Linked DNA regions of Homo sapiens: all the other regions are linked to region 4. A link is a loop called in an ENCODE intact Hi-C map of the cell type or tissue named here. Cell type or tissue: heart right ventricle. All regions are shown on one strand.

The links. Peaks named below come from ENCODE experiments on the same cell type or tissue, not always from the same donor. Only the 100,000 strongest peaks of a DNase experiment are listed, where the experiment ranks them.
Region 1: a loop joins it to region 4, with 12 times the contacts of the local background. A loop is called at or near these places in 51 of 110 quality-filtered maps.
Region 2: a loop joins it to region 4, with 6 times the contacts of the local background. A loop is called at or near these places in 25 of 110 quality-filtered maps.
Region 3: a loop joins it to region 4, with 2.9 times the contacts of the local background. A loop is called at or near these places in 27 of 110 quality-filtered maps.
Region 5: a loop joins it to region 4, with 10 times the contacts of the local background. A loop is called at or near these places in 68 of 110 quality-filtered maps.

What each region holds. Positions count from the first base shown.
Region 1 is chr4:123,658,800-123,663,799 of GRCh38, reverse strand. It overlaps LINC01091 (long intergenic non-protein coding RNA 1091), which reads right to left. Exons shown (of 6, transcript NR_027105.3): 3 at 1,967-2,047. Among named protein-coding and RNA genes, the nearest start is that of LINC01091, 11 kb to the right of the region's middle. In heart right ventricle, CTCF peaks have their summits at 2,480 (motif pointing right) and 3,820; no DNase peak of the experiment used is centred here.
Region 2 is chr4:124,320,042-124,325,041 of GRCh38, reverse strand. No RefSeq gene overlaps it. Among named protein-coding and RNA genes, the nearest start is that of LINC02516, 240 kb to the left of the region's middle. In heart right ventricle, a CTCF peak has its summit at 2,598 (motif pointing right); no DNase peak of the experiment used is centred here; H3K4me3 peaks cover 566 bases.
Region 3 is chr4:123,388,270-123,393,269 of GRCh38, reverse strand. No RefSeq gene overlaps it. Among named protein-coding and RNA genes, the nearest start is that of SPRY1, 6.0 kb to the left of the region's middle. In heart right ventricle, a CTCF peak has its summit at 2,237 (motif pointing left); no DNase peak of the experiment used is centred here; H3K4me3 peaks cover 14 bases; H3K27ac peaks cover 453 bases.
Region 4 is chr4:123,100,946-123,105,945 of GRCh38, reverse strand. All of the region lies in intron 14 of AFG2A (AAA ATPase AFG2A), which reads right to left. Among named protein-coding and RNA genes, the nearest start is that of AFG2A, 180 kb to the right of the region's middle. In heart right ventricle, CTCF peaks have their summits at 2,661 and 2,862; no DNase peak of the experiment used is centred here; H3K27ac peaks cover 1,644 bases.
Region 5 is chr4:124,260,529-124,265,528 of GRCh38, reverse strand. All of the region lies in intron 3 of LOC105377406 (a long non-coding RNA gene), which reads right to left. Among named protein-coding and RNA genes, the nearest start is that of LINC02516, 300 kb to the left of the region's middle. In heart right ventricle, CTCF peaks have their summits at 2,909 and 3,124 (motif pointing right); a DNase peak (open chromatin) is centred at 3,108.

The sequences.
Region 1 (5,000 bases), 560 kb before region 4:
TAGTATACTATGGTTAATATAAGAAGGATAAAAATATATACACATCTTTGCTAATAACAATAAATGAAGGATTAAATCGTAAATGTTTTTAAATAAATCCTTGGAGTGAGGAAATTGAGTTAAGGAGATAGAGAATCTAAACATCTTTGAATACTTTGTTTTATAGATTTTACTCTCAAACCACATTTATAAATATCTTACATAATCATAAAATTAAACTACATTTCTTAAAAAGATATCTCATTTATCTAAAAATAAAATGAAAGAAATATAAAAGTGTATCCAGTTTGTGGCAAAACCACACAAGGATGAACTACTTCATATAAACCTAAAATACAATAAAATGTCATCCATGAGAAGGACCCTAAGGACAAAAATTATGCAAAATCAAAAAAAAAATCTTATACTTTCTCAATAATAATTTTGTTGCTGGTATTGTTGGTATTGTTTATTCTGAAATTACTGTGTATATATTGTGGCATAAAGGAAATGGGTAACTAAATTAATGTTATTAAAACTCCAGGTTTTCACCATAAAAACAAAAAAAAAGTTAAAATCAAAGACAATTCCATTGCCTGACTTTAAGTTGAATGTATCAAGATAAATTTATGATCTAGTTTATCTTTTAAAAAAATCTATTTCTAGTTGTGCTTTTATCAAGCTAGAAGAATTACCAACCCAATAGCAATGATCACCCCAAGTGTCCAGATATGTTCTTGAAATAGACTACTAACTGGAATCAGGGCTTCTTGGACAAATGGCTAATTTTAGACATGAGACAGGCCATGTATAAGATGACCCTGGAACAATGTAGATGAAGTCAGGACACTGATATTCACAGGATCATATGAAGAGCACTCAAAAGAAATAGGTTCTCTCTGGCCAAGGTTAGATCAATTTGAGCATCAATAAGAATAATTACAATGAATTAAAATACAAAATATGACTTCATAACAAAAAAAATCTCCTTGGGTCACCTTTGGAGAATACTAGGGAATCAACTCATTATTTGATAACTGATAAATATGGGGGAAAATTAAACTACTTTTCTGCCTGTATTGTATGAACTGAATCTCATGGCAACAATTCAGTTGATAAGAGGAAGTTTCTCTTTATAAAAATATTTTAATTAATGAAGAAAAAATTATAAAATAAGATTATTATTTTTTAGCCATTAATGAATTAATGAGTCAAGAGCTATATTATCTGCTATGGTAATCATTAGCCACATGTGACTATTTAAATTAAAAGTAATTAAAAGTTTTTAAATAAAAAGCCAATTTCTCAGCCACACTAGCCACAATTCAAGTGCTTAGTAGCCATGTGTGGCTAGTGGCTACCATATTAGATAGAACAGATATAGAATACTTCCATCACCATAGAAACTTGTATTAGCGAATGCTGCTCTAGAGAGTCTGGAGTAGATGATGAACTTCAATTGCTGCCAAACTTTGAGTGATGAAAGTGCATAACAGCTTCTTGCAAAAAAAAAAAAATCAAACCTGAATAAACTTAAGCCTCTGGATCTAACTACCAATTTACAAGAAATACAAGGGACAGATGAATGTCTTATACGATGCCATGGGGATCCAGGCAGCAAATTCCAGATTGTGGCACATTATATAAGACACAACACAGAACACAAATGATGCAGTTTTAGCAAAAAAAAAAAAATGCAAGAAAAAAGTTATATTCCCTAAATCTATTTTAAAAATAAAAATAATTATATTTTTTAAAAGAAAAAATTGATAGAGGAAGAATTTACAATTCCATGAGATTTAAGAAACATATCAAACAATTATAATCTATAGCTCTTATTAAAAGCCTGTTTCTAACAAGCTATAAAATAAATAATGACAAAATTTAAAACAATTGTGGAAACGTAAACACTGACTAGATAATTGATAAAAAAAAAAACCTATTAGGCATAATAATGATATTATGAGGATATTTTAAGCATCCTTACCTTTTGGGTACTTATTGAAATATTTGCAGATGAAGTGATACAATGCTTGGACTTTGCTTCAAAACAACCTGGATGTGAGACCTTGGGGAAGTAATAAATGAAACAAGATTAGTTATGACTTGTTTGTTGGAGCTAGATAATGGGACATGGAAGTTCCCATTATATGTATGTATATGTAAAGAATTATATTATTCTTTATATTTTGTATATGTTTGAAATTTTCTGTAGTAAATAAAACTTTCATTGTATCAATCAGTTACAATCCATTGTCATATAAATCTGTTAATGGCAGATGAACTAGCCAGAATATTTAACCATTCTTTATGTGTGATGAAACAATGTATATCTCAAATATTGCTAAAGCTCATTACAACACAAATGTCCATTGTAGAATGCTTAAGTTTTATATAAGTTTTTTTTGTCCAAATAACAAATTAAAATGTTCATCTTAATTAGAACATTCCTCATTTCAAGGGAAAACAGTCAGACATCACTCTTAATATGACACCAGTAGGGGGAGATAGATGCTGGATTTCCTCTGGGAATATTTTTTTAAGAAATAATATATGTTTAATCTGACAGTCTGAATGATTTTAGGGGGAAGGACACTCCCCTGCTGTGTTTTCAATAAGAAGTATGTCTCCATGCTTCATTTTCCAGCCTTTCATTTCCAAGAAAGGAATTCTTTGCTCTGAATCATTACAATCCATTTTCCATTCCAAATATATGGTCAAATTAAAATAATAACACTGTCCGAATTGTTCCTCTGCTTCTCTCTTATCATAGCTCCTTAATGGACTTTCTAAAAAACATTCAAGTATTAACCCCTAAAAAATTAACCCCTCTTAATTTCCCAGGTATGATGCTAATTTAGCATTTGGCTTAAGCTTAAATGCCATTCATTTATACAACTATTTCTTGAATATCTACCATGTGCAGAGCACTATGGTCAGGGCTACAGTTATCATGAAGAATAAGAACTAGTTCCTAACCTCAAGTAGCTTATAGTTTATTAGAGAACATAGCATAAAGTAGGACAGGACAGGACAGGATAGGATAGGAGATACCCATGGTAGAATGGGAGCCCCTGGAAGGGCAGCTAACCCATCCCTGGAGAAAGACTTCCCAAGTGGAATATACAACTATGTCTTTAATTTATTCTTTAATTTCTTTACTCAACATATACTCATTTTATCCACTCAAACACATATTGAGCACCTTTTTTGAACAAGATATGGTGTTTTGTTGATTCAAATCACCATAAAGTCTTCTTGCTCAAGGTATACTATCTGATAGAGCATGCCTACCTGTAGTGATGAACAGTTCTAAACACTTCTTTATTTTGTAAAGTTGGCATTTTCAATATAAATTTCTTTTTCCACTGGAAAACACCAATGATATTCAAATAGTACTTCAATGTATTTTGTACTAGTTTTTGGAAAATATTTTATGTTATATCCTTATATGAAGCTAAATAGAAGCTAGTTATACTTTTTCCTTAATGCTTACACAATTTCTTATGCTCTTTAACCAATTTATTTAAAATACTTTTGTTGTCAAGACCAGAACACCACAGAAGAGACTTATCTTATGGTGCTCCCACTTCACTAAGCCTGGGGTCATTTACATGATCCTTTCACGACCAGTAAGGGGAAAATTCCTCTTCCTGAACTTATACCTTTTGAGTTATGGCCTTTCATCTCTTCCTGGTCTTCCCAGTGTCATCCCCTCCTTCACCCCAGCCACAGTCCAACACATCAAGTTTGCTAAATGTAAACATAAACTTTCTATCTTATGAGATCTGTCACAGAATTGTCCCAACTTGTCAACAGTCTTGGGTATTTAAAAAGTTCCACAAGGGGCTCCCTTGTACTACTTTTATTTTGTATCCCAAAGAGGCTTCACTTCTTAGAATTCTGACCTAGTCTCACCTCCCTCTTTCCCCAGGTCTAGGCTGATACTCTGAGATTCCAGGATGTGTAAGCGATCTTTACCTGCATAACCCCAGACCTTCTATTTCACTTCAGGTCAAAAGAGTGGCAGAGCAACTGGATGCCTCCTCAGCCACCACCTCAGCTGGCATCTTCCTGAGGTGTCCTTTCAAGAAGTTTCTGATGAGTCTTTAGTTCTCTTCCAGGCATTAAGTTTTATATTGAGTTTTCTTTTCTCCAGTGTGCTTTCTGGATTCTGTTTTCCCCAGGCTCCTCTTCCTGTTTTCTGTTTATAGTCCACACTTGCTCTGGAGGTACTGCAGCCCTTCCACTGTGGATTATCTCTATCAGGTTCTTTCATGCCTATCCTCTCCAAATGTCATGTACACACCCTGTTATCTTCCCACAATTCTGTCCTCTGAACTCTGGACCTGGAGGTTTCCATCTCTGATACACAACCTCTGACTTACATCCCAGATAATCCTTCCCCTGCAAAGTTCCAGTAGCTATCTGATGACAAAAGGGGGTGGTTTTCTCTCCCAAAGACCATGCCCCTGACCTTTCCCCTTTCTTCCTTCTGGCCATTCATCATACCCAGAGCATCTACTGGGAGCTGAATGCATAGTTTTTCCAAGTGGACCACTATTTTTACTACAATAAAAAAGGACTTTTAAGATAAAAACTGTATCCTGAAATGATGAGTGGAGTTAGAAGGATATAATGTCCTGTTACTTGGCTTTTTGAGGGTTGAGCATCAGCCTCCTCCAAGCCCTCTCTGGGTTAATATCATTTCTTATCACAAGCAACTCTCCTAACCCTGACCCTTGGGGGCATCTATCTTCACTGGTTTCTTCTATGTTCACTTACTGCTGCAGATTGAGTTCTCAATCCACTCCCTGGAACTGTTGGGTCCTCTGCCTTGGCCTTGCCGTCACTTGCTCAGCTTCTATCACAACTGCCTTTCGATCATATGCCCCCAGCATCTCAGGAGCATCCCACATTTATTGGTTCATTCTTAGTTACTCTAATGTTCTTGGCTCTTCTTTTCAATAGAGGTCTTCCTTTTATTTCCCCAGGATATTCTTCACTTTACATCAGTTCAT
Region 2 (5,000 bases), 1.2 Mb before region 4:
CTTCCTTAAGTCAAATAAGAATGTATCATAAGAGTGTAGAGATATCTAATAAAAATCCAAGGGCAGAAATATGGGTGGAGCACAGAAAAGAACTGGAACGAATGATTTAAAACTGTTCAGATATAGCTTTAGGTATTTCTCATCTCTACTCCTCTTTTGCATTTGTTTTCCTTTGTCCCTCTGCAGACTCTTTCTCTGCTCCTTTGTCCACATGGAAAAACATGGATCAAGCACAGTTTTCCAGTTTATATATTGGAGGTCCAGACTTTTGTAGCATTAGGTCCAAGTTGGAAGTGGTTCTAACTCTAAATTTCTGAAAAAGAGAGTCCGATTGGCTAAACATTGGTTAGTTGTCCACCTCTGGTTCAGTCAGCTGTTTCTAAGGGCAAGAGATGACATGGCAGGTTTATAACACCCAGGGCCACATTATTGTAAGACAATGGGAGGTTGTCACAGAGAAGTTTCTGGAGTCCCTCTTCTCACAGACTTTAGGCTTGCTCTACAAGGCCACCTGCCTTCCTGGTTCTCAGGTGGCTGGAAGTCTCTAGCCATGCCCAATGTATCTAGGTCATCACAACCATCTAAAGAACCCACTGTACTGTTGCAAGACCACAATTCCTCCAGCTTGTCTGTTCCATGAAATACCATTTATTTTCTTCCTTTCAAAAGGCTATAAATAGGAGAAAGTGGGGGGCTGTCTGTTAGCTCTCAAAAAGTATTATCTCCATTTCATAAATCAATGTGAATAGTTCCACTTTTATTTTTTATTCCTATTTATTATCAACCTCCCCTTTTTCCCCTCTAAGACTCTAGCACTAATCACTAATGAGCTAGATCAGAATTCAATCTGCCCTCACCTCTGGCCAGCCCAAGAATATTGTTCCCAAACTAAGGGTCCTTACCTTTTAGATCTCCCTCTTCCTGTAGGGGAACTATTTTCCTATCTGATATTCTGCAAAGTGTCCTAAACATGCTGGGAATGAATAGCACAATGGACTTGGCTATCAAAAGTTTTAAAATATCAAACTGCTATTCTTCCTGTTAATCTCTTCATTCCTTCTGATAGGATAGCTCTAGCAGGCCCATCAAAAACTGCCCAAGAGACAGGCCAGCGGCTCAACTGGCAGAGGTTACTAAGTTTGAACATTCACACAATAACTCTTTGTATGCTGTAATGAGGGGTGATGTGGCAGTCTTCTTTTCCATGCACTATTTTTTTCTTTTGTAATAGAATCTTTCTCTGCTTCTTTAAATTTGTATATCCACATATAACACTTCGGTAGGTAGGCAAAGTAAAGTTCCCTACTGTGGTCTCATGGTAATAATATTGTAAAACAATACAAACAAGAAATGGTTCTACCGTTTCTTCAGGTGGAGGTCTGAAATTTGCAGTGCTTTACTCCAGAACCATAACTTGATAAAATGCAGAGCTACTAGAGGAGCAGATCATCTTCCTAAAGTGCCTTGAAATTCAAGTCCTTTTTAATTGCCGAGAATTCATGTCACTTGTGTGACAAAGCTATAAACATGCATAATCATAAAAACACATTTTGACATCCTGAATAAAATCAATGCCATGTTATTGTTAATTTTTTAACAAACAGATGAGTTTTATTAATAATTTTAACAGTTCAGCCTATGTCTTAATCAATGTTTTCCTCCTAAAAAATTATTTTGCAAAACACATTGGAACATTTTCAACGGACGCTAGTAGAAATATGTCTCACATCATTCTGAAAGCTCAAATAGTATTTGTAAATTTCTTTTGTTTATCATCTACATCTTTTATACAATATCACACAAACATTTTAAAGTCAAGGCCTATGGCACGTACATCTTATGCATATACTCAAGCAGAAACATGAGAGACATCAAACTGGCCGGAGATTCACTTTGCTTGGTATTACATTAGTCTTTTGATAGTATTTCATTTTAACAAGGTAATGCAAACTTTTTGCATCCAGTTTATTGAAAGTTTTTCTTTAAACATGCTTTCTTTCCCACCAAAACCCAACAGCTCTGAGGTGAAGTTAAGGAAAACTGCCACTGCCAGACACCGCTCTCAGCAGCTGCAGAGCTGCCGAATTCTTCATAAATGCTGTGCTTTCTTTCATCACATGTTCTTCATCTTCCCTTTTCTTTCTCTTTCCAGACACTGAAATTTCTTCCAAAAGATATTTTCCGTCTTTGCCAAGCTTTCCATGTGTTAGAGAATAATTCCTTGAACCCTGGGGACTGGTTTTAAGCTTTAAAAATTTGCTAAGTAGTTTCTTTTTTATTTGTTCCCTCTTTTAAACAACTCGATACGGGCATCAATTTGTCTCCTTCCTCTCTCACTCTCGCTTTGTGATGTTCCATATGTGAAAACATTCATTAAGCACTGTAATTTTTTAGCTTCTGTTCTGTAATCCTCAAGTCCCACTTTTTCCAAGATTTCTGAAAATTATCTTATTTCATTCATGCATAAATCTTCACAGAATATGCTGAAAGCAATACAGAGAGCAGATGCTATTTGCTCAAGAAAAATGCAACATTTTGGTGAAATGTAATGCAACTTCCTTTGAAACCTTAAAAACAAATTTTTTTATTTCCCAATATATCCACTAGATGGCAGGGTAGACCTCCATTTTTGTGTCTACGAAAATGTGCTCTTTATGGCAAAGGATTACTTTTGTGTAGAGCATATTGTATTGCTCCGTTTGTTTTCATATTCTAGTCTTCTGATGCTCTCTAAAGTTATTACAAACAAGGACAACAAATGTGATCACCTATTGAGTATATGCTGTAACCAGACACCTTGCTAAGAATTGCCTTATGGTTATAGGCACATATACATTATTAAATAAATTATATTAGGACAAGTAATATATTTATTATATAAGAATGATGATAAGGCCAAGGAGAAATAAAATAATATTTCATAAAATGTTTCCATTTTATGAAATTGACAAAGCAATTTTAACTTTGACAGAAGATTCAGAAATGGCTACAAGCACTTTGATTGCTGTTTCTACTTAAAGGTAAAAGAATGTGCCAAACCAATATGTGGAGAGGGTAATGCTATTTCTGGGTCACATTAGCATTCAGCAGAACTTTGTATTCTCTTCATATGCAAAATGGTTACTTGGATTTTTAGAAATATGGCTTTTTAACAAGTTCGGTACTGCAAAATGTAATGCCTTGATTATATCTGTAAGTGATGGGAAGATGAACAATAGTTTGACTTTTCTGATAAATGGTGCTTAAATATTTTTTGAAGTTTCCAAAGCTGAAAACAGTTTATTATTTTTTAAAATAAAGTCCTGCCAGTGTTTCTTAGCATGTAATTCTAGACACTAAACCATACAAATACATGCCACTCCCCAATAGAGAGTAATTTACTAATTTCATTTAAATCTTAGCTCTAGTAGATTTAAAAGTGTGCCCTACGTAGTTCTGGGGATTCCACAGGCGGCCATGTGGGGTCTCCATAGGCAGTGGGAAGAAGGTCCAGGCTAAGCACTCTCTCCTTTCAGCAGGAGCATGAAGATATTCATCTCTTTCATATATATACTGCGTAACCCCTGTCATTTAAATAAAGAGTTCAGCTGGAGAAAGCACTTCTGCTGTGATTACACATAGGTCAAATGAAAGTTATTCAGTAAAGATTGAGTAAAGATTACTCACTCTAGAGTAAGGATTCTATTTTTGCCAGTGGGAAAGAAAAAAGACAGATTAATTTGGTAAAAATAAAATCAAATTTTTCTGCCAAAAAATTAAAACTCAATAGCAGTCATCATATAAAAAAGCAAACATTTAACTGGATTTGTTATGTTAACCAGTTGTTTTGTTGTCACAGCATGTGGCTATCAAATATCCTCATGACAAAGAAAACTAAGGAAAGCAAGAGATATAAGAAGCAGTCAAAAAATATACACTTATGATTGATAATGGGCCTGGTTCTGTAATAGGAGATTCAGAAGATGACTAACTTATACAAATACACCTGCTCATAGAGATGTATCGACATCCACCTATTCCATGTAATGAAAAAGACAACAGGTAAGTACTGGGGGCTGCAGGACATTGTCTTGAAGTTGACAGCTCCTTAATCCACATCTTTTAGGTTTTAAGTGTTTCTACTGTGCTTCTTTTACATAGTTCAGCTCAAGGGATGAGACAAATCAAGTCACTGCCATTATATTAAACAGAATGAGGTGGCAAGAAATGTACAAACAACATGCAGTAGAGTATGAATTGGCATAATTTTTTCAAAAAGGAAGAGATAGTAAATACCTTAACTTTGGGCCACTAATCAACATTGCTGTAATCGTATGAAAACATAATATGTAAACAAATGGGCTTGGCTATGTTCTCATAAAACTTTATTTACAAAAATAGGCAGACACAGAAGTTGGTCCTCAGGCTATAGTTTGCTGACATAGCTCTGGAGAATCAATTAACGAAAACATCAAGCCTGCTTGCCAGAACAATAATCAGAAAAAAGAAAGAAAACACATCCAAATTGGAAAAGAAGTAGAATTGTCTCTGCCTGCAGATGACATTACATTACATATAGAAAATCCTGAAATCCTAAATCATCCATCAAAAAATGTTAGAACTCATAAACATTTCAGGAAAGTTGGAGAATGTAAAATAAACATAAAACATTTACATTTCTGTATATTAACAATGACTGATGTGAAAAACAATTTAAGACTGGCAAAAATATAATCTTTATATTTAAGATTAGGATTGTATTTAAGAAAATAATCTCATTTATAGCATCAAGAAAATGAACTACTTGGGAATAAACTTAACTGAGGAGATAAAAGATCTATGCACGTAAAACAATGAAACATTGATGAAAGAAATTAAAGAAGATATAAATAAATGGAAAGATGTCCCATCTTTGTGGATTGGAAGAATTAATATTGTTAAAAAGCCCATAATACCCAAAGCAATCCACAGATTTAATGTAATCCTTATCAAAATTTTGAAAATATTTTTTATAGTTATAG
Region 3 (5,000 bases), 290 kb before region 4:
TCTTCCGCTGATTTGTATTTTGAAACAAGAAGTGGAATGGCCCTTATAATGATCACCTGGTATCATCTTTGATTCTGGTCAACAAAATTTATCAATCTCTCATTCCCACAACTACCTACTGCTATCTTAATCTTCAGAGACAAGCACGTAAGAATCTACGTTAAGTTAAACTTGTAACTGTCCCCCAAAGATAGCACAGTAAGAAAATAAAAGTGTGTTCTCATTAAAACAAAAACAAAACAAAAAAAGCATCTCTTAGGGCTTCCTCACTATAATATTTCCTATTGAAATAACCTACGTCAAAGGCTACAGTTTATCCTTTATTTGAACGGAAAAAAAAGTAGAATATTGATTTGATGAAACAACTATAGCCATACCCTTTAAGAACAGAGAATGACTAATATTGAAAAAAGAAGGCTGGACACGGTAGCTCACGCCTGTAATCCCAGCAGTTGGGAGGCCGAGGCGGGTGGATCACCTGAGGTCAGGAGCTCGAGACCAGCCTGGCCAACGTGGCGAAACCCTGCCTCTACTAAAAATACAAAAATGAGCCGGGCATGGTGGTAAGTGCCTGTAATCCCAGCTACTCTGGAGCCTGAGGCAGGAGAATTGTTTGAACCCGTGAGGCAGAGGTTGCAGTGAGGAGAGATCGCACCACTGCACTCCAGTCTAGGCGACAGAGCAAGACTCCATCTCAAAAAAAAAAAAAAAAAAAAAAAAAAAAGAAAAAGAAAAAAAAAAGAAAAAGAAAAGAAAACATAAAAAACTTCCCAAAAGAGTTTTTTTAAAAATATGTTTGCCAGGTGCGGTGGCTCACGTCTGTAATCCCAGCACTTTGGGAGGCTGAGGCGGGCGGATCACGAGGTCAGGAAATCGAGACCATCCTGGCTAACACGGTGAAACCCCGGTCTCTACTAAAAAAATACAAAAAAATTAGCCGGGCGTGGTGGCGGGCGCTTGTAGTCCCAGCTACTCGGGAGGCTGAGGCAGGAGAATGGCGTGAACCCAGGAGCCGGAGCTTGCGGTGAGCCGAGATCGCCCCACTGCACTCCAGCCTGGGCGCAGAGCGAGACTCTGCCTCAAAAAAATAAAAAATTTAAAAAAGTTTATACTTAGAGTTTCCCTTGATTTGTAATTTTCTTGTCACATTTCTAATAACTCCATTTATATAAACATTTCAAGTGGTCTATAATAATTGATAGGATACATGTATTGAAGACCTGAGTTCTGACGATATTATCCTTGTATATCATGGTCTATAACTTTAGCTTATGTGTCATATTTAATCATAATGCCCCTATGTCCAGTATTATAACTAGGAAAATAGCATGGTATTATGAAAAGAGTACCAGATATAGGATCAGATGATATGAAGTCCCAACTTTGCCACTTTCTAGCTAGGTAACCTTCACTTAATTTCTCTGAACCTGCTTTCTCATCAATAACCTGAAGTTAATAAAAATACTTGCTCTTCCCAAATCCTAGTGCTACTGAATGACTCATTATATATGCAAGGACTTTATAAGCTTTAAAGTTCTGTACAAATTATTAGTTATCATTGCCTCAATCACATTGTATGATGAGGAAATGTTTAAGGCCCCCTTTTTCTAGGTTCTTCACCCCAAATAATGATTTTATTTGCCTTATAACTGTTTTGAGGCAATTCTATTTTACTTTTGTTTTTCTGAGCCTGAGAACTCTGATTTTAATAATAGTATTGCTGTATGTGTGCATGAGGGGGATTTTGGACCAGCTATCTGCTAATAATTTGAGATTACACACCTGCTGAGCCCTGCTCACCTTATCATTTATCTGGAATTTTCAATCATTAATATTGTACTTCTAGTTAAGATAGAGATCATTATAAATAGTAAAAATCCCTTCTATAAAATTTGTAAACTCTTTGTGATCATTGAGTAAAAAAAGCAAATGCATATTTTAAAAAGTGATTGAATAACATTTATAAAAGTTGAAAATAAATAGAAAAGTAAAAAAACAGAATCCTACATATTTTCAAAAGGTATATTTACTGCTGCCTTTTTTATAATCTCTTAGAATGTTAGTTTTGATGCTCCATAAATACGGTAAGTTTAATAGCAATAGTTTCCATTACTTACCAATGTATTATATGAATCAGTGTTCTTGTATTAACTTAAAAAATTGATAGCACAGATATATTTCATATAGCCAGTGCATTTAACCTCACACACAAAAAAACCTGTGAAGCGCCACCTATTGTTAAAAATAAGTCATTTCAAATTTCAAACAAAAAATGTACTTGAGTCTAGGAACTGGGTTTTCACAGTGATCACCGCTTTACATTAGTTTCTTTTTTCTTTTGCAATACTGCCATATGGTTTAGAATAAGCTTTTAATAAAACTGCAAAAAAATTCATAATATATATTGGCTACTTTTTGAGGAATCTAAAGACATGAAAAGGCTTTATCTGTCTATAGGAAGTTACAGTATTGATGGAGAAGATAAAGTAGTGGGGACATTGAGTTTTAGCTAATATATAAGAATTAATATATCGATAAAGGTGTTTGCCCTCTTGAAGTAGTTACTTAGAAAAGGTACTTATTCCAATAATACTACAACTGTACAAATCTCTCTTTATATTCATATTGTATAATTGTATGTATATTGTGTAATTGTAAATATATATTTACAATACGAGTCCTTGTAAATATTCCTTGTATTGTTAATATCATCTGGGCTTACATCACATTCTCTCGAAATATCTCAATATTGTATATCAATATTGTATATGGGATATTGTATATATGGTAAATAATCTCAATATTGGAAAATGTCTCCCTTTTCAAAATGGATTTGGATTTTTCTAACACATAAATCAATAGAAGCCATGTGTATGGAGTAAGATGAGTGCTCAGGCTGAGTTAAAGTCTGGGAAGAAAAACAAAGCATCAATTTACATTTTTACATATATTAAATAAGACAACCAGCCTCCTAGAGGAAGACACAAAAGAAAGAGGACAGTGAGTAACAGGGGAAATTGTAAGCAGCTGAGAATAACAGGAATGTCTTCTACTTTGGCTTGTTTCCTTCACTGGCTATGTTACTTTCACAAATCTCTTTCCCTCCCGAATCCCAAATGGTCACCTGTGAAGTGGCTACACTACACAGAATTAGGTTTGGAGATCAAACCTAATTCAGTTTTTTAATTCATACTCTCAATAATTTATGCATTTGTTTAATAAATATTTACTAAGCACCTACATCATGCCAAGGAAGATGAATGCATTATGAACAAGACAGAAAAAGCCCCTGTCCTCATTCCTTATGAGAGTTCACATGTAGGAGGAAGAGACAGGCAATAAACAAACTAATATTTTGTGACAGTAATGGTAAGTACTGCCATGAGAAAATGAAGCTTGGCTGGAGTGATAGGGGTTGAGAGGTGATGACTGCTTTAGCGAGGGTGGCCAAGAAGGGTCTCTCTGAGGAAGTGAGATTTGGGCAGAGCCATGATGAGGTGAGGGAGTGAGCCACTAGTGGGGAAGCAGGAATCCAGCAGGAGAAATGGCCAGTGAAAAGGCCCTAGGAAATATCACGTGGAACTAGGGAGAGGAAACATGGTAAAGAGGAGGTCAGAAAGGAAGGCTACAGCTATATCATTTAGAGCCTTGTAGCCCATAATAAAGACTCTGGATTTTTTTCTAAAGTCATAAGAGGTTTTGCAGCTGATGGTTATCTGTTCAAAATGTTTAAAGATCTGCTATGGGCCGGGCACGGTGGCTCACACCTGTAATCCCAGCACTTTGGGAGGCTGAGGTGGGTGGATCACCTGAGGTCAGGAGTTCAAGACCAGCCTGACCAACATGGCAAAACCCCATCTCTACTAAAATACAAAAATTAGCCGGGCGTGGTAGTGGGCACCTGTAATCCCAACTGCTCAACTACTCAGGAGGCTGAGGAAGGAGAATCACTTGAACCCGGGAGGTGGAGGTTGCAGTGAGCTGAGATCCTGCCACTGCACTCCAGCCTGGGTGATAGAGCGAGACTCCATCTCAAAAAAAAGATCTGCTATGAAAGATCTGCTATGTTAAATGTTAAAAGGGTGCTGTAGGGAGAATTAAGACCAAAGAGAAATATTTATGTTAACACATAGCATAAATTATATATTGCTATAAAATATAAAGTATTAATCATTATAGGAAGAAGAACTTGAAACTTATCCTAAAATAAATAGGATTCGTAGAAGAGGAAAAGAAAAAGACAGCTTACCCTTAGTGCATGGCACAAGGAAATACTGGAATGTGCAAATAGGTGTAGGCACATCGTGATTGTGGTCAATTTACAAGACTTACATGAGTGGAAGGGAAGATTTCTTGTCAAAATTGGATAAGTAAGCTAAGGACGAATTACAGAGGGACCTTAATGCCAACATGATGATCTGGGCTTGATCCCAAAGACAATAAAATTGATGAATCTATATTCATCAGAAAAGTTAGAGGCATTGCAATCTCTTCCATTCACTTCTGTTCAATTTTGAAAGAAGTAAGAGGAGAAAAAAAGCATTTTTAGGGAGAAAAGTGTGCATAAGAGATCACTAATATTTTATAGCTATGTCTGGCCAACTCAAGGAATGGAATATTGATTATAATTTGCTGCTGTGGCCCAGAGATATCAAGCAGTATTTATGTTCCATTAAAGAGTTAATCAATTAGACCATCAAAATGATTGCTGAAAAATTCCCCAGTGAAGATAATGTATAGATACTAAGAAACCTTAATCCATGAAAAAATTGCAAATACTACACTTATAGAAAATTGAGATCAAATATTTGTAATAGCAAGTAAGGTAGGGATGCTATTGTGATTTGAAAAAAATTAAAACTTTTCAATTCATTGTCCAGCTCTATATGGTAAGTGAGTCATGGACTTCACTTGCTTCCAAGATCATTTTGGTTCATACACCCATCAATCTAACAACTGCGTATTGGTACTAGGTGTGGTACTGTGCTAAGTATTAGGGA
Region 4 (5,000 bases):
CTCTCAAACCCTGCTGTTTTAACAACTAAACTTACACGATATACTAAATCCTCAGTTACCATTTCAACAATATTCACAGCATCTTCACCAGTAGATTCCATCTCAAGAAATCACTTTATTTGCTCAGCCATAAGAAATAACTCCTCATCCATTCTAATTTGTTCATGAGATTGCAGCAATTCAGTCCCAACTTCACACTCCACTTCTAATTCTAGCTCTTTTGCTGTATCTACCTTATCTGTAGTTACTTCCTCCACTGATGTCTTGAAGCCCTCAAAATTATCCCTGAGGGCTGGAATCAACTTCTTCTAGACTCCTGTTAAAGTTGACGTATTTTCACCTCCTCCCATAAATCATGAATGATCTTCATGGCATCTAGAATGGTGACTCCTTTCAAGGAGGTTTACTTTGCCCATATCTACTATTACAGCAGCAATAGCCTTAAGAAACGTATTTCTTATATCATAAGACTTGAAAGTCAATATTACTCCTTCATCCATAGGCTGCAGAATAGATACTGTTTTAGCAGACACAAAAACATTAATTCTCCTTGTGCATTTCCATCAGAGCCTTGAGTAACCATGTGCATTGTCAATGAACAGTAACATCTCAAAAGGAATCTTTTTTTTTCCTCAGCAATAGGTATCGACAGTGAGCTTCAAATATTGAGAAAACTGTGCCGTAAACAGATGTGCTGTCAACCAGGCTTTGTTTTTCCATTGATCGAGCACAGGCAGAGTAGACTTAACATAACTGTTCAGAACCCTAGGATTTTCAGAATGGTAAATGAGCACTGGCTTCCACGTAGTCACCAGCTGCATTAGCCCCTAACAACAGAGTCACCCTATCCTTTGAAGCGTGAAGCCAGGCATTAATTTCTCTTCTCTAGCTATGAAAGTCCTAGATTACCATCTTCTTCTAATATAAGGCTGTTTTTGCTACATTAAAAATCTGTTGTTTAGTTAACCACCTTCATTAATTATCTTAGCTAGATTTTCTGTATAACTGGCTACGGCTTCTACATCAGCACTTGCTGCTTCACTTTACATTTTTATGTTATGCAGATAGCTTCTTTCCTTAAACTTAATGACCCAAGTTCTGCTAGCTGCCAACTTTTCTTCTGCAGCTTCCTGACCTTTCTCCGCCTTCACAGAATTGAAGAGCATTAGGGCTTTGCTCTGGATTAGGCTTTGGCTTAAGAGAATGCTGTAGTTGGTTTGATCTTCTATCCAGATCACTAAAACTTTCTCCATATCAGTAATAAGGCTGTTTTGCTTTCTTATCATTCATGTGTTCACTGAAGTAGCACTTTTAATTTCCTTCAAGAACTTTTCCTTAGCATTTACAACTTGGCTAAACATTTGGTGAAAGAGGCCTAGCTTTTGGCCTCTCTCAGCTTTTGACATGCCATTCTCATGAAACTTAATCATTTCTAGCATTTGATTAATGTGACAGATGTGAGACTCTACCTTTAATCTGAACATCTGGAAATCATTGTAGGGTTATTCTTTGGCATAATTTCAGTACTGTTGTGTCTCAGGGAGTAGGGAGGCCCAAAGAGAGGAAAAGAGACAGAAAAATGGCTGGCTGTTGGAGCAACCAGAACACAAAACGTTTATTTATTAGGTTTGCTGTCTTACATGGGTGTGGTTTATGGTGTCCTAAAACAATTACAATAATAATGTTAAATATCACTGATCTCAGATCAAGATAACATAATAATAATAATGAGGAAGATTGAAATATTACAAAAATCACCAAAATGTGAAGTGAGAATATGCTGTTGGAAAAATGGCACCAATGGACTTGCAGGGTTACCACAAATACTCAATTTATAAAAAATACACTACTTGCAAAGTGCAATAAACCACAATATAACGAGGTATCCCTGTATATGCAGTCCTGTAATCACCACTACAGCCAAGATATAGAATATCTACATCATTCCAAAAAGTTTCCCATTGCTGCTCTGTGGTGAAATTTCCTCCCTCAGATCCCCGAACTGATTTCTGTCCCTGCAATCCTCACAATGTCAGTATAGTGTATAGTCTTTTATATCTGACTATTTTTACTTAGCATAATGCTTTTGAAATTTATCCATCTTTGCATATATCAATAATTTGTTCCTTTTCATGACTGAGTAGTATTTCACTGTATGGACATGTTGCAACTTATTTATTCATTCACGTAGGTAGACATTTGGGTTGTTTAGGTGTTATAAATAAAGTTGCTATAAACATTACAAACAGGTCTTTGCTGGACAATTTATTCATTTTTCTTGGGTAAATACCTAGGACTGAGATTGTCGGATACTATGTTAAATATATATTTAACTATATGTAAGAAACTTGTGTATTTTTAAAAATGAAACAGTATCACTTAAATTATGAATAAAGCTACTACACTGGCTGATGATACGTCATAATTTTTTTAAGAAAGAACAAACACACACCGTACTTCTAAACTTGCACAATTAAACAAGGAATGCACTAGTATTGTGTAAAATACATGTAAAGTGCTCATATTTGACTAAAATTAACTAGACATCATATGTAAAACACATAGCATAGACTTAATGCATACTGCATACCTAATGACTGCTAATTCTCCACTGTTCAACTTTCCTTTTTCCCAGTGCTCTCCGCTCCCCAGTCCTCAACTCACACAAACCCACACTTAAATTTGAATCATTATTTGTTAAATCAGTTATAAAAGAGGACACACTCTCTTGCTTTTCTTCAACTATTATCTCTTAAAGCAAAGCCAGTTTCATTCATTTCTTTAAGCTGCTCTTTGGATAAATAAGGGGGAGCCTCTAAACGCAGTAGAGCCTGTACTCAGGAAACATTTCAGGTGAACATCACCATCTTGTGTCAAAAAAGAGTAACTGCAATACCAAAGTTATCAAATAGAAAACAGAGAAGTCAAAATGTATGAAGGTTCATTTTTTTCCAAACTTATTCTGACGCATGTGTCAATTAAGTGTTGCAAAGCTTAAACTCTTCATGTTTTATGAATTTAATGCATTAAAATTTCAAGCTAGATTGTGTATATCATAAAGGAACTAGGTTTTCTATTACAGGCCCCTTCAGATACTTTTTTGACACCACACACACACACACACACACACACACACACACACACACAGAATGCCAGGAACAAAATGACACTTCATTATTGTTAATACTCTTTATGTACTTTAAAATTAGCCACCAAATTGCCCTTCTACTAGTGACTTTAAAACATTCAACATATAGTCCCAGATTTAGGTTTTGGCTACACTGAACATTCGTTCTCAAACATGAGATTCTAGGAGCATTAACAATAGAAGACAAGAAGCTTTTTCAAATTTATAAGTGATTCAACTTTAATCATACAGTTAGATATTTCTATTCTAACTCAACATTATTTTTACATTCATATTCATTAAAAAATAGTTAAAAGTATATTAAATAGAACCAAAATATTGCAGGCTAATCAGACATCTGTGAAAAAAGAAAATATGCTGCTCAACAAGTTCTCCTTTTTCAAAGAGTAATAAATTTTAAATGAAAAAGTTAAGGTGTACTTCAACTGTCAAGCAAGGTTTTTATTACACAACAACAGCCTTAAAGGCTGATTGATTGCTTTTTCTTTTTTTTTTTTTTTTTCTGAAAATCACATGGTTAATCACTTTTGCACACCTGGATAATATCTGCTTGCTTTATGATCTGTTTGAAGAAATAAACGTTACAGTAACAAGAAAGTCTGGGAAGGTGGTACCTAAAAAGAAACAAAACAGAAAACAAAAAACAAAAACCTCAGAAACTTGTTTGGTAAGTAACATCCTTTTATATAACATTGATAATCTCTATTCTTGTCTGTCTCTGTGTCACAAAAGAAGATAATTGTAGAGCTTGAATGATATATCAAAGATTATCTAGTACATTTTTCACAGGTACAGAAACAGATGCTCAGTGAGGATAAATTATTTCAAATAATACACAGTCTGTTAATAACACAGCTAGCATCAGAAACTAAGATCTCTGCAACCATCTGTCTGCCTTTACTCTTCCATTGCTTGTTTCTGTTAGTTTTGAGCTTTCCTATCACACTCTGTATAAGGCACTCTGGCCCCTATCATATTTATCCTCTGTTACAGGTGTCAAATCTCATTTTCCTCCAGACCCATTTCCTCAGCTACATTGCTGGCATTATGCAAAAGCTCCTTTCCAATGTTGTGCACTCTCAAAAAATTCATCCAGAAATACTAAGGTTTGGGAAGGTCTGTGCCCAAAGCACTATAAGCAAAAAGTTCAAAGAAGAAAAATACAAAACTCCTCATACAATAAGTCTAATATCACAAATTCATGAAACGGCAACTATAAAGAGCAAAGTATTCAGAAAATTAAGTACATATTTCAGCATTGTCTTAAAGCTAAAAGAAATTAAAATAGCTGGTTTTAAATATCTATGGAGTTCAAACTAGATTAGTGTTGAACTCTTCACCTTATCAGTATATATATAATAAAACTTTGGTTATGAATTTATCTGAATTTCAATGAATGAATATAAGTCTGCTCACTCTTATCTATTTCCACCAAAGAAAGCAGAAAGCATTTCTTTACCCAGATAGTATTCTTAATAGCAGAATTTTACTTTCATCTGTTCTTCCTCCATAAATAATCTCAACCATCTAGTTTCTCTTTAGGAGTTCTCTTTGGTAACTCTTCAGAACATCCCCTAATTATCTCCATGTCAATTAAATGTTCCATGAAGTTCACCTAGATTGGGGATCTTGAACTAGATACTTTAAACAATTTTTCAAAAAGAAAGCTATATAAATTCTTCTTGGTATTTAAGATATATAGTGCCTTTGCTATCAATGAATAAAGAAATACATAGAGAATGACAGAAACAAGATCCCACAGTTGACAAGTTGGGAAGATTAATCAAATCTAATAAGATGAATTTAGTAAGAATAAATTCCTCTATTCCTATGGCCTAAAGCCTTTGTAGCC
Region 5 (5,000 bases), 1.2 Mb before region 4:
CACTGAATTACCACTACATAACTATTAGAAGGGCTAATATCTAAAAAACTGATAATACCGAATACTGACTAGGATATGGGGCAACCAGAAATCTCACTCATTGCTGATGAAAGTTTATAGCAGCTTTCTTAATAATCACTGAAGAGTGTCAGCAACCAAGATGTTATTCAATAGGTGAGTGGATAAATAAACTGTGATACCCCCATAGAATAAAATGTTATTCGGGGATTTTAAAATGAGCTATCAAAATACAAAACAAAATGAAGGAAACTTAAATTCACATTGCTAAGTGAAAGAAGCATGTCTGAAAATATTATATACTGTTTGCCCAATAGTTGACATTCTGGAAAAGGCAAAATAATAGAGACATAAAAAAGATTAGAGGTTGCCAAGGATTCTAGAGGAAGGTTGAAGAGGTGAAACAGGAGATTTTTAGGGTGGTGTAACTATTCTGTATAATACTGTGATGTTGGATACATGATTTTATGCATTTATCAAAACCCAAAGAGCTTTACAGTACAAAGATTGAACATTAATGTATGCAAAGTAAAAAAAAAACAAATCATTTAGGGGGTTGGGGAGCCCAGATGGCATCCAGACTGTGATAAGAGAATATATTATAAATGTATGAAACAATCTGACTGAAGGGAATAGGAGCAAGAGATGTGGACCTAAGTATCTTTGGAAATGAAAGGTGTCTGTAAGATTTAAGGCAGAAGGAAATGGGCATAAGCACTCCATTCTAGCTGACAACCTTTTTTCTGTGGAGATATAGGTTAACAGCTCTAATACTGGTACATATGCTCCTGGAATTGAACAGTTAACCAAAGGGATAGCAGGTCATGAGAGCCAGATTTTTCACTGTTGAAGTGGGAATTTACAGATAAGCAAGGGTAGGAGGCTAGGATAATCCACATGGTTATAAATTAGTTTGAGACATCAGTATATACTCATATTTAGCTTAATATAGATACCGACGGACATTGCCTTAGTCCATGTGAGTTGCCTATAACAAAATACAATAAACTGGGTGGCTTATAGGTAACGGAAATTTCTCTCACAGTTTGGGAGGCTGGGAAATCTAAGATTAAGGCACTAGTATGGCCAGGTTATGGATGAGAGCCCTTTTCCCAGATGCAGACATCTCACTATGTCCTCACGTGGTGAAAGGGGCAAGGCAGCTCTCTCGGGGCCCTCTTTTACAAGGTCATTAATTCCATTCATGAGGGCTCTGTTCTCACAATCTAATCAGCTCCCAAAGGCCCCACCCTCTAATACCATCACTGTGGTGATTAGTATTTAACATATGAATATGCGGAGGGAAACATTCAGACCATAGCAGCTACATATAAATATAACACATTTGTATACACACATGATCTTTCTTGCTTTGTTGGCTGAAAGGCTTAGAAGCAATGACGCCCAGTGGCAAAGACCACACCTAATAGCCCAAGGTCTGAGCTGAGCTGCTTGCCCATCACTCCAACAGAGCCATTGCCGCCTTTCCTGCCTTGCTTTCCTTAAGCTACCTGGTTAATGTTTACAATACAGCAATAAAAATAAAATGGCTTTGTGTTCCTCCTCCCTAACAAAACTTGATATTAAAGTGAAATTTTCAGTATTTCATCCAAAGATATTCTGGGACTTTTATCCACTAAGATATCAATGATGGAATCACTAGTTTTGAGCTGGATAAAAGAATGAAGTTCTCAATATCTTTAAATCATACTACTTCCAAATTTTATAGATCTTACTTTGGTTTCAGGATAAATTTGATAAAATACACTACATATCAAATGTTGGGCCAGACATAAATATTGAATAATAAGTATAATATTTTAAAATGAAATCGCAACATAGTAGGAGGAATGATAGCACTACTACCTATATTTTATTAAACTCGCTATGTTTATTAGTATATACTTATATATTTACACATGACTTCAAAAAATAAGCAAGTAAAGAAATCTATGCAGTAATAATTATCCAGAAGCAACTTTTGCAGTGCTAGTACTAGCATTCCATTTTCATTGTTAGAGTGAACTTATTACATACACAATCACTCTAAATTCTTGCACAAATTCTATTCTTATAATTATTCATACTATTTATTTTTTAAATAATTAAAACCAAGCACTTATGGCCTTAATACTCACAAGCCCTGTATAATATAGTGCCATTATTTCCATCTCCAATTTACTGATTAAGGCATTAGTGTGATTACATGATGATCACATGGTTTATCAATGGTAGAAATGGCATTAAAACACACATCTAATGTCAAAGCCCAGGAATTTTACCTTTCCTCCATGCTGTCACCATAACTTATAACCAGTGTCTTTAGTAATTAGTGTTCTGATATACAGAGGAAGAAAGGAAGAAAGGAAAGAAGAAAGAAAGAAGAAAGAGAAAGAAAGGAAGGAAAGAAAGAAAGAAAGAAGAAAGAAAAAGAAAGAAAGAAAGAAGAAAGAAAAAGAAAGAAAGAGAAAGAAAGGGAAAGAAAGAATAAAGGGAAGGAAAAGAGAAAGAGGAGGGAAGGAAGGAAGGAAAGGAAGGAAGGAAAGGGAAAAGAAAGAGAGAAAGAGGGAGGAAAGGGGAAGCAGGGCAGAAAGAAGGAGGAAGAAAGGAATAAGAGAAGGAAAGAAACTTATTTGTATGTGTTGTTTTTCATATTACTCCCTGCTATCTGGTTTTTTACAAATGTGAATTGTTTGTAATAATGCGTTCAGCAGAGGTGAACTTTCGCCTAGTTCCATTTGAATAAACACAAATGCTATATTTTATTCCTGGATTCACCACTGACTCATTGCATTTAATTGGATAAAGGCACTTCAATTTTGGGAGCCTCAAATTTGACTTCAATAAAATAAGGAGGTTGTACTGTATCTAATGTCTGAGGTCACCTCACATTTTAAAAAGTTGAAGTTCATTCTAACTCTATATAGACTTAGGTTTCTCCTTTAGTGGATATGATACATCATTGAATTGAGATCATCTGATGGGGAAAATTTTGAGGTTATTACTCTTCTAGCATTAAGTCTCCGTGTACTTTTGCAAGGAGTCTCGCAGTGCCTCCAGATTCCATCTGCGTCCCTATTGATGCAAGATGCAGGGACCAGGAGAGGGCAGTAGAACTCTACCAATGAAAACGAAATGCTTGCGCTAGCACTGCACAAGTGGCTTCTGGATAATTATTATTGCACAAATTTCTTTACTTGCTTATTTTTTTAAAAAGTCATGTGTAAGCATATAGATATATGTGTCCTCAGTGAGTAGAAATTAGTTATGATGATTATTATAAATATTTGCTACATCAAATATTTATAATATAATCATAGCTAATTTCTAATTACTAAAATAGTAATTAGAAAAATAGAAATTAATAGTAAAATAGAAATTAAAATACTAATAACTAAAAACAAAAATTAAAAATATTTATCCAACTTGCTGTTGTAGAACTCTATAAAAATGAGTTCCTTTTTAAAGAAATCAAATTATTTCAGTTACGAGATAATAAAATTGATTGTTTTCATCAAATAAGGAAATAAGAATGTTCATAATTGTAAAAGAAATAAAATTCAAAACTACATTACCTCTTGCTAGGAATTTTTTTTAAGTTTTTCTATTATTTTATATCATCTGTGAAGAACAAAAATTAATGAGGGAGCAAAAATAAACCATCTTAGGGCTATATCTCAGAGAACTAGTTAACTCTGTAATGGTGTCGCGTGTAAATTTGGGGAAATAATTTTTTTATTTAATTTTATTTTTTATTTTACAGCCTTATTGAGATATAATTTACATACAATAAAATCTAAACATTTTCAATAATTGTATTCACCCAAGTAAAAAGTTATGGGCTGTTTCTATCACCCCAGAATGTTCCTACCTGCTCCTTTACAAAATAGATTTATAGTTCTGAAATTTTATATAGATGGAATTATACGATGCATACTCTTTTGTGACTGGTTTCTTTTGCTATTTATATATGTCGTATCGTGTTGAGTTAGTACCTACGTATGACTGAAGAAAATTTCTTTATATAAATATACCACAATTGGTTTATCCATTCACCTGTTGTTTAATATTTGGACTGTTTCAGTTTGAGGTATTATGAATCAAGGTGCTAGGAGTATTTATGCCAGGATCATTTATTTTGGTTGGACATAGATTTTCATATCTTTTGGATAAATACCTAGAAGTGGAATCACTGGGTCTTGTTGAAAGAGCTCATCAACTGTGTTAGAAACTGCCTGGTTGTGTTATATAAGTACTTGTACCACTTTTCATCCCCACCAGCAGTGCATTAGAATTCCAGTTGCCCCACATTCTCACAGACACTTGGTATTGACAGTTATTTTATTTTTAGCCATTCTAGAATGTGTTAGTGGCATTTCATCATGTAACGAAATTACACTGATTTCATTGTAGTTCTTTGACTAATGATGCTATATAACTTTTCATTTTGGCTATTTGTTTACCTTCTTTTGTGAAGTGTTTCTTCAAGTCATTTGCATAGTTTTTTTTTTTTAATTTGGGCTACTTGTGTTTTTATTGAACTGTAGGAGTTCATTATGTATTGTGTATACATGCTCACACGTAAGTATTGTGAATTTTAAAATATATATTTCAGATACAAGTTCTTTGTAATGAATACTTTCTCCCTATCTGATATCATAACTTTCCATTTTCTTAAAACCATCTTTATAAGAACATGAATTAATATATTTGGTACAGTACACATCATAAAATTTTTCTTTTTTGGTTCTTGATCTTTGGTGGTCTGATCTAAAAAATCTGCTTAGTCTATTGTCATAAATATTTCTTCCTATGTTTTCTTTTTGAAGATTTAGACTTTGGGGTATTAACATTTAGTACCGTGAACTATTTTGAATTAATTTTTGTGTAGGCTGTGAAGTAACAGCTGAAGTGTATTTTTCTCCATATGGATAGCCCGTCGTTCTAAAACCATCTGTTGAAAAGATTGTTCTTTCTCCTTC